Linked DNA regions of Homo sapiens: region 2 is linked to region 1. Evidence: read pairs that join two places in POLR2A ChIA-PET (ENCODE). Cell type or tissue: MCF 10A. All regions are shown on one strand. Each heading gives the region's core, and the rest is flanking DNA. Links, peaks and the distances in the headings are about the cores only. Region 1 has its middle 36 kb from the start of TODL. Region 2 overlaps TODL (transcript overexpressed in dedifferentiated liposarcoma).

Region 1 (2,922 bases), core at 179-2,678:
TGGTCATTTGTATTTCCTCCTTTGTGTATTGTTGTGCATGCCTTTTGCCTGAAAAGGACCATTTCCTTTTCAGTAATAATCAACATTAACTACCATGATGACTACTATGACAGGAGAGTTGATTCAGCTTGGGCTTGCGGGGAGGAAGCAACAGAGGTCTGTCTGCTAGAAAGTGACCTTTGAGTGGATATTCAAATGATGATGGTGGGAAGTAGAGAGATTGGGCAGTAGCTTTCCTGGCAGAGGGACAGAATCGTTTGTTTTGAGGCAGGTCTGACCTGTGAGTCCAGGGCTGTCCAGAGAATAAGAATGCTGGCTCTAAGGGACATGGACATTCTGGTCAAATGAAGAACATTTTCATCCATGCTTTGATGAGACAGACCTCAAACTACTATCATACTACTGTGATACAATAGATGATGACTACTATGATATGATTTTTTTTCATTCCTAGACAATGTAGTATAATATAATCTCATATCAAAACTCAGGGTCTAAAACCTTCTCCCGTCTAAAGTGCTACCTTATCATAAAATAATGAAAGGTTTTAAGATTGCTAAGAAATGTAGGCTGGGTGCGGTGGCTCACGCCTGTAATCCCAGCACTTTGGGAGGCTGAGATGGGCAGATCACGAGGTCAGGAGATTGAGACCATCCTGGCTAACATGGTGAAACCCAGTCTCTACTAAAAATACAAAAAAAATTAGCCAGGCGTGGTGGCGGGCGCCTATAGTCTCAGCTACTCGGGAGGCTGAGGCAGGAGAATGGCGTGCACCCAGGAGGCGGAGCTTGCAGTGAGCGGAGATTGTGCCACTGCACTTCAGCCTGGGTGACAGAGCGAGACTCCATCTCAAAAAAAAAACAGAAATGTAATGCCCTACAAATTTATTATAATCATTTCTTGCCAAAGACATTTTCATTTATGCTGATACTTCAAATATAAGGACTTTTTAATTTCCTCTTTTTCCTAAATGCCATAAAAGTAATTGTAACTAATATGTTGGGCCATTAAGAAATTTTATTTACACAGGATAAAATTCCTTTATGAATGAACAAAATATTTTTTAATTGGATTACATTGTGGTCCAAAAGACCTTAAAAAATAAAAGAAGCTGAATGAGCTGAAACTAATTCTTGATCTATTTTCAGCCATCAATAGAACTATCGCAAAACTTTCAGGACATACTTATGGTGTCATAGGGAAGGCAGTCATTATTTTGTTTTCATAAGTTGGGTATTTTATTAAGTAAAAGCACTTTAAATCAGTGCTTTTGAAAGTGTGAATCATGATCATGACCATTAGTGAGTCATGAAGTTAGTGGATCAGACTGGCTTTTTTTTTTTTTTTTTTTTGAGACGGAGTTTCACTCTTGTTGCCCAGGCTGGTGTGCAATGGCGTGCTCTCAACTCACTGCAACCTCCACTTCTCCGGTTCAAGTGATTCTCCTGCCTCAACCTGCTGAATAGCTGGTATTACAGCGACACGCCACCGCGCCCAGCTAATTTTTGTTATTTTTAGTAGAGATGGGGTTTCACCATATTGGCCTGGCTGGTCTTCGAACTCCTGGCCTCCTGTGATCCGCCCACCTCAGCCTCCCAAAGTATTGGGATTACAGGTGTGAGCCACTGCTCCCAGTCTTTTTTTTTTGTTTAATGAACTAGAATGGAAGGGAAAAGAAAAGAGCATTGCAAGGTAAGTATTACCTTGCAAAAGAAAAGGTAAGTATTACTTCAAGTGGATGTGCCACATTGCTACATAAAATGCATTCCTATTGTAAGACTGTGGTCAAACTGGTTTAAAAAGCACTGGAATTCAGGCATGGTGGCTTATGCCTGTAATCCTGCCACTTTGGGAGGCCAAGGCAGGAGAAAGGACCACTTGAGAAGCTCAAGATCACTCTGGGCAGCATAGTGAGACTCTGTCTCTACAAAAAAAATAAAAATAAAAATATATAATAAGTAAAAATTAGTCTAGCATGGCGGCACACACCTGTAGTCCTAGCTACTCAGGAGGCTGAGGTGAATGAATTGCTTGAGCCCAGGAGGTCGAGCTGCAGTGAGACGTGACTGCACCACTGCACTCCAGCCTGGGTGATACAGCAGGACCCTGTCTCTAAACAATAATAATAATAATTGTTTTTTAAACATTTTAAAGCACTAGACTTTACATAATAGCCGGTACACTTCTTATTTTTAAGAAGTCTTAAATTATTCTATCCTCACCCCAGCGATTACTCTCCATTAACATTAGCCTTTAATAAGGTAAATTTAAAGTTAAATGTGCTGCTACCATGTGTTAGGCACTGTTCTAGGCCCTGAGGATGCAATGGTAATAAATTGGGATCCTAGCTCTCATACAGCTTCCATAAAGTTGGGAAGACAGAAGAAATATATGAAATACAGAGTCAAGTTGTTCTGCAAGCACCAGGAAAAGAAGAAGCATAATGGCAAGGCAATGACTCAGGTGCAATTTTATGTAGGATGGTCAAAGAAGGCATCATTGAGAAAGTGACATTTGAACAGAGTCCAATATTTAAGTTTTTAATCTAGCATTTTTAATGTTATTTTAAATTTAAGTGAACATTTTGATAAATAATAGCTAACAACTGCTGAGATTTAAAATTTTATAAACTATTTCATTCCCTATTATGATTCTTAACTTTTTGTTCATTTGCATATTTAGTCATTTACTCAACAAATATTTATTTTGTGCTCACCAAGGGCTGGCCACTGTACTGAGCCTTGGGGATTGAGCTGAGGAAAAGACAAACTTATTTCTTGCTCTTAGAAGTGTCTGGCCTCCTGAGGTGTACACTGAGGCAGGAGAATTGCTTGAATCCTGGAGGTGGATGTTTTTGTACACTGGTGTGTACAAAAAAAAAAAAAAAGAAAGAAAAGAAATAGGCAATTCCAAAGTCATAAG
Region 2 (2,922 bases), core at 111-2,610, 53 kb before region 1:
TATGTGTGTTAGATGTGAGCTACCTAATACTCCTTCAATAAAACTCTTCCTGCCTCAACAGTTAGGGTGGCCTCTGTTGTCTGCAATCAAGAACTCTGATTGATACATTCAGTGAAGACAATTATATTATACTTGGCAATATTTCCTTAAAAGGTAGTGTTTTATGAGAAACCCTTAATTTCAATTGGGACTTTTGTACCAATGTTTATTGCTCCTAACCTTCCAATGTTTGTAAAACTGGTTTAATAGAATTTTTATGTCACAAAGGGGGTACAATGAAGATTATAAAACTAATAGATGAAATCTAGACACAAAAAAGTAAAACTCTGAATAAGAAACCATAACTGAAATGGCACATTTAATTGTAGGAGTTTAACTCCGCATACACTCGATTTTGCTGCAACTGGACAAGAAAGAGATACATTTCTGAGAAAAAAGCAAAGAAAATCAAGTCCCAGTAGTCTAAGTTTTTAGAGCAGAAATCCTAAGAGTATCTCAAAAGAAGCGAGATTGTTGATCATGGAAGTGATTGATTATCATGAGGTTAACACACCTTGGAGGAGATGGAGATAAGCAGGTAGAGAAGGAGGTAAATGCTCCAGGCCCAAGGTAACAATTCAGGATTCTAATCTCAGTTATTTCACTTACATGCTGAGTAAGTTATTCATTCAGAGCTGCTCCTATTAATTCCAGCCAATGATTATACTCTTAAAAAAACAAGGTGCGCAAATTAGAATGCTTGCTTTCTTGTTATTTATGCATGTTCTCTGTCTATCCCACACAGCCATGTGAGTAATAGTGACCTCATCACAAAAAAGAAAAAAAGAAAAAAAAACTCGCATAAACTCTGCTACAGGAATGCACGTGTTTTTCGGACCCAGACTTTTTTTTTTCCTGTTTGATTTATCTCTCTATTATTGGAGATTTTACTTTTTCTTCCTGGTTTGCACATGCTGGTCTTATCAAGAGAGAAGTACTTCTGTCCCATGTTCACCACTTCCATAGAAACAATTCTCTCCAATCTTTCTAATATGAGAAAAGCTGGAAGACAGAAATGAAAAAAACAATTTAAATTGGAATAAAGATTTTTGTTTTTTTTAAAAGCGCACATCCACTTCAGCTGACAAGATGATTCCTGAAGAAATCAGAACAGACAAAGAAGCAAGACAGAGAGAATAGGTAAGCTAGTATTAAGTGAAAGGTTGACAGGGAAGTCAGTTCTCTTCGGAGCAAAGCACACCCTGGCAGAGATGAGCGGGCGTTTAACTCTCCAAGTCCACACCCAGTGGAGTGCGTCACCCAGGCTCTTACCTTTCGTAGCTGAAGAACGCCTTGTGCAATGACCTGTGCCACAGCCAGCTAATGACATGCAGCATCAGGCATCTGAGAAATAATTAACTGCCTGCCCTTCATTTTCAGCCTACAATTAGACAACTGTGGCTGCAATTGTGTGTGCAGTTTTCCAACAACAAATAATTGTGGCTAAAGGCATGCTTGCATTGTGAAAGGGAGACATAATTGGGACCCCCCTTTAATAAGTTAGTACCTAAAATGTAAGCAAGTATATAATTTGGCTAGTGGAAAGACAACCCTGACTTTTTTTAATTACATTTTTATATTTTAACAAATGCTTTCCCTAGCCCATTTGCAGACCTCACTGCAGCATTGTTGGCATAGAACAATCATAATTAAACTATAAGTAAGAAATGCCACATCACAGATGAACCAACACTGAATCCTAGCAGACTGTAGGGTACCCTGTATTCATTGCAGAAGAGGCACCAATAAAGGCCCAAAAAGCAAAGGACGCAAATTATTTCATTCTACTTGAAATATTAACAGAGTCAACCGCAGGGCACCCAGCACAGTGCCCAACACGTGGAAGACACACATGTCTCTAATTGATGCTGTGTTGAGTCCCCTTCCTTGTGCTCCCGCAGCATTTAAAAGGTGGCTTTACTTTAGCCCTTAGTGCTTCCTGTCTTCTTTCCGTTTGCTTGTTTGTCTGTCTGTCTCCCCCACTGTCCTGTGAGCTATTGGAAGGAAACATCCATGTCTTTTTCATCCTTTATTTTCCTGAGCATATTTCTGTCTCTGGTGTCAGAAAGCCACATTAGCCTCTGTCAAACAAAACAAAACAAAACAAAATGACAGGAAAACGGGGAGCTCTTAGTAGGATTCCCTTTCTTTCCTCCATCTCATGGGGCTGCCTCCTTTAGGGAGCTGGCCTCGTTCTCTCTGCTGCAGGTGGGTGTTCTCTATGTGGGTGATAGCATAAGCGGATGGCTCTTCAGTCAGACTGCCTCAGCTTGAAGCTGGTTCCACTACTTACTTAGAATAAATTACTTAAGCTCTTTGAGTCTCAGTTTCCTCATCTGTAAAACAGAGACAACAACAATAATAATACCTACCTACCCTATAAGGTGGTTGTAAAGATTAAATGAGATGATAATACACAAGCAGAGCCAGGCATGGTGGCTCATGCCTGTAATCCCAGCACTTTTGGAGGCCGAGGCAGGAGGATCACCTAAACCCAGGAATTCAAGACCAGCCTGGACAACATAGTAAGACCTTGTTCTACTAAAAATAATAAAGTTAACCAGTCACAGTGATGCATGCTTGTACCAGCTGCTTGGGAGGTTGAGGCAGGAGGATAGCTTGAGCCCAGGAGTGCGAGGTTGTAGTGAGCCATGATTTCGCCACTGCACTCCAGCCTGGGTGACAGAGCGAGACGCTATCTCAAACATTTTTTAAAAAGGCACAAGCAACTCACAGCGGTACCCAACACATGGAATGTGCTCAATAAATGTATGCTAATATACTATTAGTGTTGCTATTTTTGTGGAAGAGGTAGAGAGATAGGCATGACTATAGACATTTCTAGGTGATATCATCCTAACTTAGAGACCCCAAAGGAAAAAG

The links. ChIA-PET counts read pairs that join two places held together with the same protein. Peaks named below come from ENCODE experiments on the same cell type or tissue, not always from the same donor. Only the 100,000 strongest peaks of a DNase experiment are listed, where the experiment ranks them.
Region 2: POLR2A ChIA-PET joins it to region 1 with 5 read pairs; 2 of 35 experiments call an interaction of 5 or more read pairs at or near these places.

What each region holds. Positions count from the first base shown.
Region 1 is chr12:68,970,035-68,972,956 of GRCh38, reverse strand. No RefSeq gene overlaps it. Among named protein-coding and RNA genes, the nearest start is that of TODL, 36 kb to the left of the region's middle. In MCF 10A, for the core only: no CTCF peak of the experiment used is centred there; a DNase peak (open chromatin) is centred at 1,306.
Region 2 is chr12:69,022,979-69,025,900 of GRCh38, reverse strand. TODL (transcript overexpressed in dedifferentiated liposarcoma) reads right to left here. Exons shown (of 3, transcript XR_001749099.2): 3 at 570-1,041. Among named protein-coding and RNA genes, the nearest start is that of TODL, 17 kb to the right of the region's middle. RefSeq lists an enhancer at 544-1,743. In MCF 10A, for the core only: no CTCF peak of the experiment used is centred there; a DNase peak (open chromatin) is centred at 1,290.